Regions from separate parts of the Homo sapiens genome. Here region 2 is linked to region 1. The links are chromatin contacts, found by Hi-C or POLR2A ChIA-PET in ENCODE. All regions are on one chromosome and are shown on one strand. The core of a region is the stretch at or near the end of the contact, and the rest is flanking DNA. Distances in the headings are between cores, read along the strand shown. Region 1 holds the start of TRAF5 (TNF receptor associated factor 5). Region 2 overlaps RPS6KC1 (ribosomal protein S6 kinase C1).

Region 1 (5,805 bases), core at 1,397-3,896:
AATAGGCCGGGCACAGAGGCTCATGCCTATAATCCCAGCACTTTGGTAGGCCGAGGTGGGTGGATCACTTGGGATCAGGAATCTGAGACCAGCCTGGCCAACATGGCGAAATTCCATCTCTACTAAAAATACAAAAATTAGCTAGGTGTGGTGGTGCACGCCTATAGTCCCAGCTACTCGGGAGGCTGAGGTGGGAGAATTGTTTAAACCCAGGACGTGGAGGTTGCAGTGAGCCAAGATCACGCCACTGCACTCTATCCTGGGTGACAGAGCGAGATTCCATCTAAAAAAAAAAAAAAGAAACCTTAATAAACGTTAGTTATCACTTGAAGGTATTTAATGTTTTTTTATATGTGCATTTATGTACATACAGGATTCAAATTCCGCTTTATGATCAACAGGGAATTGGGACTATGTTACTGACTTCTGACTAATACCCGTCTAAAATTCCTTTACCCTTTCCACTTAGACGCAGCCCTCGAGTTATGCGGCCCCCATTTCCCACCACAATAAAGATCCACCTCTCTATCCCAGGTTTTATTCCATCATATTTAAGGCTTGGATGTAATTTTTGGAACAATTGACTGCTTTATTTAGTTGGTGGGGAGAGGAGTAGGAGAGAGAAGCAAATTACAGTCAATGACAGGACCAGGGATTCTGAGCATACCTGCATGTATGCATACTAGACACTGATGTTCCAGCCAGTGAAAGGAGATATAACTTCTAAAAAACAGTATCAACTTTATTATGCTTGGAAGTAATGAGAAGAGAGGCAAGAAGCAGGCAATGGTAAGAGAAAGCGGGTGGGACGTAGTGGCTTGCACATTTAATCCCAGCACTTTGGGAGGTCGAGGTGGGAGGATCGCTTAAACCCAGGAGTTTGAGACCAGCCTGGGCAACATAGTAAGTCTCCATCTCTTCAAAAAAAAAAAAAAAAAAAAAGGAGCTGGGGGAGGTGGGCGTAGTGGTGTGTGCCTGTAGTCCCAGCTACTCTGGGGGCTGAAGCGGCAGAATTACTTGAGCCCAGGAGATCCAGCCTGCAGTGAGCTGTGATCATGCCCCTGCACTCCAGCCTGGGTGACAGAGTGAGAACCTCTCTCAAAAAATACACACCCACAAAAAGAGAGGGAAAGTATAGTGTATGGCAGAACAGGAAGGAGAACTTGGGTTCACTAAGCACCTACTCTGTGTTAGGCGTACAGGAGTGCCATCTCATTTAATTCTCATGAGAAGATTATGAGACAGATCTACAGTCCCAAAGCAACACCCACCAGTGCCTCTCCCCCACGGAGCGGTTCATCTAACTCACCAACCAAAAAAGGTTTGGATCTGGATTTCTGGCTCTTTGGAGAAATAAGAGATCAGGTAACAATAGGCTGGCACTGGGTGGTGGCTGCTCCACTAGATCCTCCACCTGCTCTTTAGTGCACCAGCGCCTCCCTCCTTTCTCCATGACCACAACCTCTGCCTCCCTCCTGTATGTTTCCTGCCGAGCTCCTGTGCACATCTGAGTTTTTGACTCCCAAGGTGTGTATTATTCTCCCCTTTTATTGACGAGGACGGTAACTGAAACTCAGAGCAGTTAAGTACTTTTCCCACGGTGGCCTAACTGAAAGTAAAGGATCTAGATAGAATTGGAATTTTGGTCCATTTCATTTATATAGAATGTATTGCCCTTGGAGAGAATATATTGTAAGAAAGAGCCCGTATCTAAGAGTGCGCAGGCCAAGCGCGGTGGCTCACGCCTGTTGGGAGGGCAAGGCAGGCGGATCACAAGGTCAAGAGATGAGACCAGCCTGACCAACATGGTGAAACCCCGTCTCTACTAAAAGTACAAAAATTAGCCCGGCGTGGTGGCACATGCTTGTAATCCCAGCTACTCGGGAGGCTGAGGCAGGAGAATTGCTTGAACCTGGGAGGCCAGGGTTGCAGTGAGCCGAGATCGCGTCACCGCACTCCAGCCTGGCGTGAGAGCGAGACTCCGTCTCAAAAAATAAAATAAAATAAAAAATACGTATAGAGAGAGAGAGAGGGAGAGAGACAGGCAGACAGCAGACCTGGATTCAAGTTCCAGCTGCAGAGCTTGCTGAGCGTGTCTAACCTTGGGTACGTCACTCCACGTTGCTGCTCTGGCCCTCAGACAGCTCATCTGTAAAATGGGGATGACCAGGCCTACTTCACCAGCTTGTTTTGAGGACCACAGGAGATGTTTGGGAAGCCAACCGGGGAGCTCTACAACTCTCAGAGATTGCTGGTGTTAGGCCAACAGCAAGAGGAGGGCTGGCAAATTTGTGCTACCCTGAAGGAAAGTCCAGGAAGGACTGATTTGAGCCAGATCTCAAGCAAGGCCTTGAGCAAATGGGTCAACACAGGAGAGGACGGGCTGAGCCTTGTTGTGCCTGACGGAAGAGCAAGACGGCCACAATTCAGACGCACGTGAGGGAAATCAGATGACTGGACTTGTAGATACTAACGGTTCTGAAGCGGGTAGGTTAGCTTTCCAACCGCCTGGATGACGGTCTCAGCCTCCTCCCGACCCCTTCCTGCGCGTCCGCTCTTCCCCTGCGCCCGCCCGCGCCCCTCCGCCCGCGCCCCGGCCCCGCCCCAGGCCTCGCCTCCGCTTCGCCGCCGCCGCCGGCCGCAGCCAGGAGCAGCAGCCGCGCCTGCAGACCGGCCTCGCGGAGCCCGCGCGCCGAGCCCCACGTGAGTCCGGCGGGTCGCCGCCCTGGGCACCCTCGCGACGGAAGGGCCGGGGTGGGGACACCGACGAGCGCTTTTCATCTCGTCCCAGTTACTTTGAAACCGAAAGCGCCTGCTGGCGTCCGGCCGGTCCCCGACCGGCGGGGAGGGCGCGAGGCGGCGGCTGGGCCGGGGGAGGCGGAGGGGCCCGGGCTTGCGGGAGACCGGCGGGGCAGGTGACCGCCGACGGCCCGGGGACAGCGGGAGCGGTGCGGAGCGGGTTTCTTAGCCGGGGAGAGGTGTGGCGAGGGCGGAGACTGGGGGTCCAAAGCTGGGGAGCTGGTCCAGAGGGCGGCTGTGGACCGGAGGGGCCAGGTTCCGTCGGGGTGCACTGGCGGGGAGGACTTTCAGGCACGTCCCGCACATCCGCACTGCAAACCAGGCCCTGGCCCCCTTCCGCACCCGAAGGCACCCTCTCCACCTTTGCAGGGCTTTCCAATCAAAGCAACTCCAGAATGAAACTTCAGGATTGCAAGGAATGGAAGCCTCTACCAGCTGTTCGTTTGCGCGTCTTCCTTTAGAAAGCAGCTACCCCCCTCCCCCAGAAGGCGAGCTCTAAGGAACCTTGACGCAAACCAAAGCTCCGAGAGGTGGAAGGAGTTGCCCAGAGGCACCCAGAGAATTCGCAGATTCTGAGTTCTCCGTACCAGATGGTCTCCACTTTGTTCCTGTTCTGCAGGGTCTTGGTGGTTCTGAGAATTTTCGGGGCCACGCTCTTGCTGCGGGTCCCACTGGGCCACTCTGGCTGGCCGACTTTCTCTGCTCATTCGGCCTCCTTCTGCTAAGTTTCCATATTTGGGTATTTCAGATTTACTTTCATGAGAACTCAGTTATCTCGCTGTGGCAGGCAGAGCTGCCTCAGGCGAGCATTGAGGTTGGTGAAACCAGGCGAGGCTCCCTGCCAGGGCTGCCCCTGCAGCCCCCACCCTCCATAGCCTTGGGCTCTGACCCACCTCCTGTGAGGATAGGCATCTGGTAACCAGTTTAATTCTGTAAATATTTATTGGGCAGGTGCTGTGTGAGAACTGGGCTGGGGCCAGTGGAATATGGTTATTTCCTCCAGAGATACTTGCATTTTAAAAGGGCTCTGGAAGACCTGAGATGCAAAGAAATTAGTTGAACCATTTCTGGAAATAGAACAGTTTTGGGTGTGTGCGAGATAATTTTAGGCAGCAAAAGGCTGGGCTAGGAACTCTCAAATCCCAGTGCAGCTGCTCTGCCTTATGTACTCACAAAGCTGAAAACAGGGGTGTTAATGTAATTGATGGTTTGGGTGGAAACACTTCCATCCCTAACTCTAATTTGAACTAGAAAGACAGAAATTGCTGCAGGAACGATGGATGTAAGATGGAAGTGGAAAACGCCTAGCTTCTGTAAAGGTTTTTGATTTTGTTACAGTTACTGTTTTTGTTGTAACTCTATGGAATGGATCACCTCTCAGATCCCTGGCTCCTGGACAGAGGCAGGAGAAAGTGTCTGAGCCAGCATCTGGAACATGGGAAGTGATGGAGAAGGCGACTTCTCCCACGGCCTCTGGGCTGAGAGGCCTGTTGTGACGGGCAGGGTAGGATGGTGGTATTTCCCTCTGTCAGCAGCAAGCCCGCTGGACTTGGGTAGTAGGGCGATGGAAAGAGTGTGGAAAAGAGCTGCCGTCCACTGAACGTCCTGACGATAGGGACTGGGATGTTTCAGTGGGGATGATTTGCACAGTCGGGGAGCTAGATGCCTCAGAGTCAGTCTTGTTAGGCTTGCAGTGGGAAAGGCACCTCAGTACTTAGACAAACCTCCTCTGATTAGCTCAGCTTTACTGGGGAGGACCTTGAAGGAAAAATAATTATTTGTTTGTAAAGCTCGTTCCTTTGCAAAGCATTTTCTCTTTGTTCTTGTCGTTTTGTTCTCATTTCGTCCTCCATGACGCCCTCATGAGTTAGAGCAGGCTTATTCTCTACATCTCTCAGATTGTGAGGGTGAAGCACTGAGGCGGTAAATAGCTCCCTGAGCTCCACTGCTGGACCAGGATCAGAGCATTGAGGTGTCTTGTTCCCCTGCTCCAGGCCCCTCACCCTGGCTTCTCAGAGAGCCATATCTGCCCACCTCTTCCTCCGTCTGAGGGGTCAGCAAGGGGACCCAGATTCTGATAATGCCTCTGTGGTCTGTCCCCAGCAACATGGAGCAAGTTCTGCTGGAGACTCTGGCCTAACCACCACAAGAACAGACATCCACTCTGTTAGCTCTGCCTAGCCAGGCAAACTCCGGGCAAGACCCTTGTCTGTTTTCATGTGTGTCTTGGAACCTGGCATAGAGTAGGCCTAAACAGATGTTTGCTGAATCGAATTGAATTCATTCAGGGTACGTCTCCCTTGGGGTCTGAGCTGCCAGGAACAAGTGCTGGGTAGGCTTGGCAGAGAGAGGTTGAGCTCCCAGCAGGACTTGCTTAAATCCAGAAATTAGAATAACACTGTACAGCTTACGAGAAGCCCATCTCATCTGATTAACTTCTCACTACCTCCTCAGGAGAAGGGAGAGGCACATGCTATTCCTTCCACTTTACCTGGTTGCAAGCTGAGGCTCAGAAGTGATTTGAAAGACCTCACAGCATGTAGGGATGGGGCAGGACCTAATCCCAAGTCTTCTTTCTCCAATTCCTGTGTTTTTCCCATAGTATCTTAATTAAAGGAAGCCAGGATTCTGGGCAGGAGGAGGATGAGAGAACCAGCGAGACAGTCATCAAAAGCTGCCTGACACCTTTGTCACTGATCAGGGGTCAGTGTCTGACTCAGTCTCTGAAGAGCTTTTTTCTGCCCAGGTTGTGGCTTTTTCTGGGATTCTGGATAGGAGTTCTAGCTCCAGCAGAGGTGTAGCAAGTGAGTATCTGTGTGTGTTGGGGCAGAGGAGAACACGCTGCAGGGCAGAGGGAGTCCTCAGAGCTGGCAGGCCTCTGCTGCTGCTGCCGCTGCCACCACCCAGGAGTGGGCCAGCATGAATTTGTTGCCTTGCCCAGAGGAAAGCTTTATTTGAAGGATCACTCAGCAGCCTTGACCCATATGGCCTCCAGCAAGTCCTATC
Region 2 (5,805 bases), core at 1,358-3,857, 1.7 Mb after region 1:
AGAAATAAGTTATTCTGTCTCAAAAAGATCATTTGCTTATATTAAGGAAGATTATTTAAAATACTTAAGATATCTGAATATATTTATAAATTCAGGAAATGTATTAAGCTGAGAAAAACATAAATTGTGAAATTTAAAGTACATTTGAATAGACCTTGCTGTGAGTGATCATGTGCTATTTTTGGGGGGTGGATTATTAGTGGATTGGTTATCCATGACTTTTCTTCTCAATACATTTCATAAAAATGTAAGAACGGCGGGGCGCAGTGGCTCACGCCTGTAATCCCAGCACTTTGGGAGGCTGAGACGGGCAGATCACGAGGTCAAGAGATTGAGACCATCCTGGCCAACATGGTGAAACCTTGTCTCTACTAAAAATACAAAAATTCGCTGGGCATGGTAGCACATGCCTGTAGTCCCAGGTACTCGGGAGGCTGAGGCAGGAGAATCACTTGAACACAGGAGGTGGAGGTTGCAGTGAGCCAAGATCGCGCCACTGCACTCCAGCTTGGGTGACAGAGCAAGACTCTGTCTCAAAAAAAAAAAAAAAAAAAAAAAAAAGAAACACTTATAAGAAGCAAAATTAGTCATACTATGTGAAATACTATACTTTTGGAAAGGTGTGTGAGGGGACAGGCTGGTATTTGAAAGTAATAGCTAAAATCAAAGATTTGAATAATGTATAGTTGTTAGTTACCTGTTATAGTCTCTTATACTGAATCTGTGTTGTCTAATTTGGTAGCCATTAACCACATGTAGCTATTTTGATTTAAATTTAAATTAAGGCTTACAGTGGTTCTCACTTATAATCCTAGCACTGTGGGAGGCTGAGGCGGGAGGATTGCTTGATCCCAGGAATTTGAGAGCAGCCTGGGCAACATAGGGAGACCCCCATCTCTACCAAAAAAAAAAAAAAGTGTATATATGTGTGTGTGTGTGTGTGTGTGTGTGTGTGTGTGTGTGTGTATGCCGACTGTGGTGTGCCTATAGTTCCAGCTACACAAGAGGCTGAGGTGGGAGGATCAGTTGAGTCCAGGAGTTTGAGGCTGCAGTGAGCTATGATCATGCCATGGCACTCTAGCCTAGGTGACAGAGTGAGACCCTGTCTCTTTAATACAAAAATTTTTTTGAATTAATTTAAATGAAATAAAATTAATGTAGTTTCTCAAAGTAGCCATATTTCAGTGGCTCAGTAGCCACACACATGTGGCTAGTGGTGGCTGTGTTGAACACTGCAAATAGAGAACCTTTTTTTCCGTTATCACAGAAAGTTCTATTGCATAGCACTGTAGTATAAATTAATGACAATTACTACAAGATTTCACCAAGTTTATATATTCTGAAAGTTGGAGAATAGAGTGCAAGATATTTGTTCTCTGGAATTCTTAGGTGGGACCTTTTACAATGGTTAACCTGTCTGGTAGGGGACAGGAAACTTTTAAATTATAGAGTTCTTGCTGTGTCCTTATTTGTTGTTCACAACAGCCAGGCCAGGCAGTTAGTATTATCTCCGTTTTATCGATGAGATCAAACCTGTAAGAGGAACTGTAATTTGAACCAAGGTTTGTCTGACTTTACATCCTCTATTTTTTGTTCTTATTTTGGACTTTAGGGGTGTTGCTGAATGGATTATAATCCCTAGTTCATGGTGTATTGTCATTAGATATCAAAGACCCTTTTCTTCCTCACACTCCTAGGCAACCATTTTAATGTGTGTTTGATTTATCTTTTTTTAAAATTTTTTTTAAAGTGAAAGCAAGTTTATTAAGAAAGTAAGGGAATAAAGAATGGCTACTCCATAGGCAGAACAGCCTGATTTATCTTTTTGTTTATTTTTGCAAAATACACCATTGTAGCTTCAAAACCGTTAATTTGACACTTACATGGATGGTACCGTATTATGTAATCTAATGTGAGATTTTCCTAATTTAGGATGCTGTTTGATGATTTAAACACCTAGCCTTTTCAAAAGTTTTGTGAAAAAAATCTTTTTACCTGGTGTTAGACTTTTTGGCCTTTGTCATCAGGGAAGTCTGAAGGAATCTCTCCTTTTCCTCTTTGCTTAGGGAGTATTGATAGAAGGATTATTTGTCCCTGAATGTTTGTAAATAATTTATATTACTTTTGTTTTCTTCATCATAGGTAGCCAGTGATTACTTCTCATACTTCTCACATGTTGTGTCCGAGCATTGTAGCTGCTTTTTTTTAATTGAAAGTTTTATTGTGCTAATTGTAGATTCATATACAGTTGTAAGAAATAATGTAGGGAGATCCCTTGTACACTTTGCCTAAGTGCAGCTGCTTTTTATGCTTCTAATTTGTATATAGGCTTGCTGGGAAGGGGAGATGTGAACAAACTTGTTAGAATTATGTTAATTAAGTAAGAGTAAAGGCCAGATGCTTTTTCTTAAGAATGTAGTGAATATATGAACTTTAGCATGTGGACTTACTTTTAGCTGTTTTTTTGCTTAATTTTTAGTATTGTTAAAATAACATTTTTAGCCAAATTAAATTTAACAGAGTTTAATTGAGCAAAGAATGATTCACAAATTGGTCAGCCTCCTCAGCCAGTGTAGGTCCAGAGAGACTCCAGCGCAACCATGTGGTGGAAGATTTATGGACAGAAAAAGGAAAGTGATGTACAGAAAAGGAAACTGAAACAGCTGTATTGGTTCCAACTAAGCATTTGCCTTATTTGAACACTGTTTGAACAGTTGGCTCTCTTTGGCCAAAACTTGGTGATTGGCGCCAGAGTAGGTTACAGTCTTTACACATCTATTTACATATCTATTTCTCTTTCATTATGTACAGAGAAACTTTTAGGCCAAACTTAAAATATGTAGCCTAAGGGAGGTAACTTTAGGTTAAACTTGATTTAACAGTATGAATTTCAGATAGTGAAGTTATTATATAGCTGAGTTTTGGATAAATGATATAGTGTTTATTTTTTTAAGCAAATTGAATTTTTCATACAAATACTATTGGAAGTTAATTATACAAATATGAAATCTTAAATTTTGATAATGATTAGAGATTTCTATGTATGTTTTGTTTTAGGTTGTTTCACGAAGAAATCCAGAGGATGTCCAGGAGGTAACATTTATATGAAGATTTTATTTTATGTATTTGATAAAAATTTAACTAAATGCTTTTTTGAGGAAATTGCCTGAATCATTTGTACATCAACCTCTTTTTTTTGAGACGGAGTTTCGCTCCTGTTGCTCAGGCTGGAGTGCAGTGGCGCAATCTCGGCTCACTGCAACCTCTGCCTCCTGGGTTCAAGTGATTCTCCTGCCTCTGCCTCCCGAGTAGCTGGAATTACAGGCATCTGCCACCACACTCAGCTATTTTTGTATTTTTAGTAGAGATGGGGTTTTACCACGTTGGCCAGGCTGGTCTCGAATTCCTGACCTCAGGTGATCCACCTGCCTCAGCCTCCCAAAGTGCTGGGATTACAGACGTGAGCCACTGTGCCTGGCCTGTACATCAGTCTTTATATGTTTGCGTGAAGATTGTCTTCATTTCACAAAACAGTAGCTGAAGTGTCCTATTTGAGACCTACTAAGTAATTGTTAAGTTTTAGTAGGTGTTAAGTTATATAAATAAGAATTTAATGAATTATGGTGCTGTTTACTAAGTGATCATTGTTCTGGTAACTAGTGTTTACAAGATTTCAGTATCACTTAAGGGCCCCTATTTACCCATTTCAAGATCATAATGCCTGTGTAATAAAAAGTATTTGGTAACTAATATTTATTTTAAAGATTCTAACAGTAAATTATGGGTCTCTGCCTACTTTCACTTTTAGATTGAATTGACATGTTGACATCTTGGAAAACTGCTTTAGGCATAGATATTTCTTTTTTTTTAAACTTTAAGTTAGTAAGTTCTTTTGCAGATTCTTCTGTGCATTTTTTCATTTTTTTTCCTTCTTTCTATAATGGTACCAGCCTGTTATGTTTTGCTTAAAATTGTGGAATTCTCTATTTGTATTTACTTTGTGCTTGTTGTGTATCTTTAGGAATCCTTACTGAGGAGCTTGCTGCTTTGAATGTTTCTTGATTTATTTTCATTTTAGTCCCTGCTCAATTTCACTAAGACTAGAAGGACATATATCAGGATTTTTTCCGCCTCCCTAATGTGTTTAAAACAGATACTTTAAGTTTACAGTCCTGATTCTGCAACAGTATTGTTTTTTTTTTTTCCACAATTAAATATGAATGTCTTTGGGTGGTAGGTTGTTTCTGTTTAGCCACGGGTCCCACTACTCTACAGAAAATACCTGGCTTGATTCATACATTTAAGGTGACTGTTTGGTACTGGTTGATATGAGTGTATGGCCCCAGGTTTAGATAATATTTAAATTTTATACATTATCATTTCTGGCTATGTCTGATTTCATAGTTGTTTTTGTCCTATGATTTAAAACAGATATATTTTTATACAAAAATTAGCTGGGCATGGTGGCAGGCACCTGTAATCCCATCTACTTGGGAGGCTGAGGTAGGAGAACTGCTTGAACCTGGGAGGCAGAGGTTGCAGTGAGCTGAGATTGCACCACTGCACTCCAGCCTGAGCAACAGAGTGAGACTCTGTCTCAAAAAAAAAAAAAAATAGATTTAATACTATTTTCCTGATGGGTTTTAAGACAATTCATTCCCTACCAGGAAACAGAAAGAATATTGTAATATTGTTATTTTGAAAGAAAAAAATGTATACATACATATATATGTATCAGTGAAAGTAATTTGCACCATTGATTAAAGTACTTTTCTGTCTTTACTTGTATCAATTGATGAGTGTGAACTATTCTTTAGATTTCTAGTTTACAACTCTTAAAATTGAAAATGGGTGTATTTCCTTTGAATGCATTGTCTGATTGCTGTGCTGTAGTTTGTAGCTTGATGTTCCCATTTTCCAGGGAGAATCCTGAACCAACCTATCCATGAACATACTCTCTGCCATTTTCTTAGTCCTTTTTTCGGGAAAACTCTTTTATAATAACAACTGTTGGTGAACCATTCATCTGAAAACTCTTGTAAGTGTCTTTTAGTTAGACAATTGCATGGTTCTTTGTTAGAAGTGGTATAAATTTTTAAAAGTTTTCTATTTAGTTGGCTTCTTAAAATATAGAATAATCTTGAAATTATAACAGTACTTTTTTTAGTTTCCCACTTAGTGTATTTAAACATTAGAATTCTCATTTGGGAGAGGAATTCACCACTTAGAGTTTGTTTTTCACTTCCTTTCACTTTCCCTCTCCATTAACTTATTCATTTGTTACTGCTTTAGACTATATAGTAAAGCTTCACAAGGGCTATTGAGGACTAGATGTACTGATAGTTTAACAAAATGTAGGGCTAGTAATACGCTAGCCTTATAAAATAGGAGAAATTTTGTTGTTTTTCTTTTATATATACCTTGGCACATGCCACCACATCAGTGTTTTCTTCCTAAGAATGCTAAAAGATCTGTGGCCTGTCATTCAGTAGATTGTGTAGAACATGAATAGACAGCAGAAAAGTGAAGAAGAGATGGTTTTGCTCCCCCTCACCCTTTTTTAAACAAATTAACCTGTACCTGTTTCTCTCTACAGGTAGGATATTTCACTGGTGAAATTTGGGAAAGGAAAAGAACTGAAACAGGACTTTCTATGTATTATGTCAGAAATCTCTAACTTTTAAATCCTTTTTTAAAAAATAGTTTTATTATTTATTTATTATTTATATTATTTATTTATTTCTTGAGATGGAGTCTCGCTCTGTCACCCAGACTGGAGTGCAGTGGCATGATCTTGGCTCACTG

The links. A loop is a pair of places that touch in the nucleus more often than their neighbours do. ChIA-PET counts read pairs that join two places held with the same protein, here RNA polymerase II (POLR2A). Pooled maps may share reads with other maps.
Region 2: a loop to region 1 is called in a map with no recorded cell type, with 6 times the contacts of the local background. The contact joins the enhancer-like site here to the promoter of TRAF5 in region 1. A Hi-C loop is called at or near these places in 1 of 37 single-sample maps with no recorded cell type and 1 of 50 pooled maps. POLR2A ChIA-PET finds 5 or more read pairs at or near these places in 1 of 52 experiments (GM10248).

The regions. Positions count from the first base shown.
Region 1 is chr1:211,324,187-211,329,991 of GRCh38, forward strand. It overlaps TRAF5 (TNF receptor associated factor 5), which reads left to right and starts at 2,647. Exons shown (of 11, transcript NM_001033910.3): 1 at 2,647-2,703. RefSeq lists enhancers at 1,351-1,852, 2,122-2,511 and a silencer at 2,572-2,941.
Region 2 is chr1:213,067,949-213,073,753 of GRCh38, forward strand. It overlaps RPS6KC1 (ribosomal protein S6 kinase C1), which reads left to right. Exons shown (of 15, transcript NM_012424.6): 2 at 3,058-3,093. Among named protein-coding and RNA genes, the nearest start is that of RPS6KC1, 20 kb to the left of the region's middle. RefSeq lists an enhancer at 2,493-2,792. Within about 2 kb of position 2,608, at least 2 of the 41 ENCODE cell types and tissues checked have a DNase peak (open chromatin) inside an H3K27ac peak, as active enhancers do.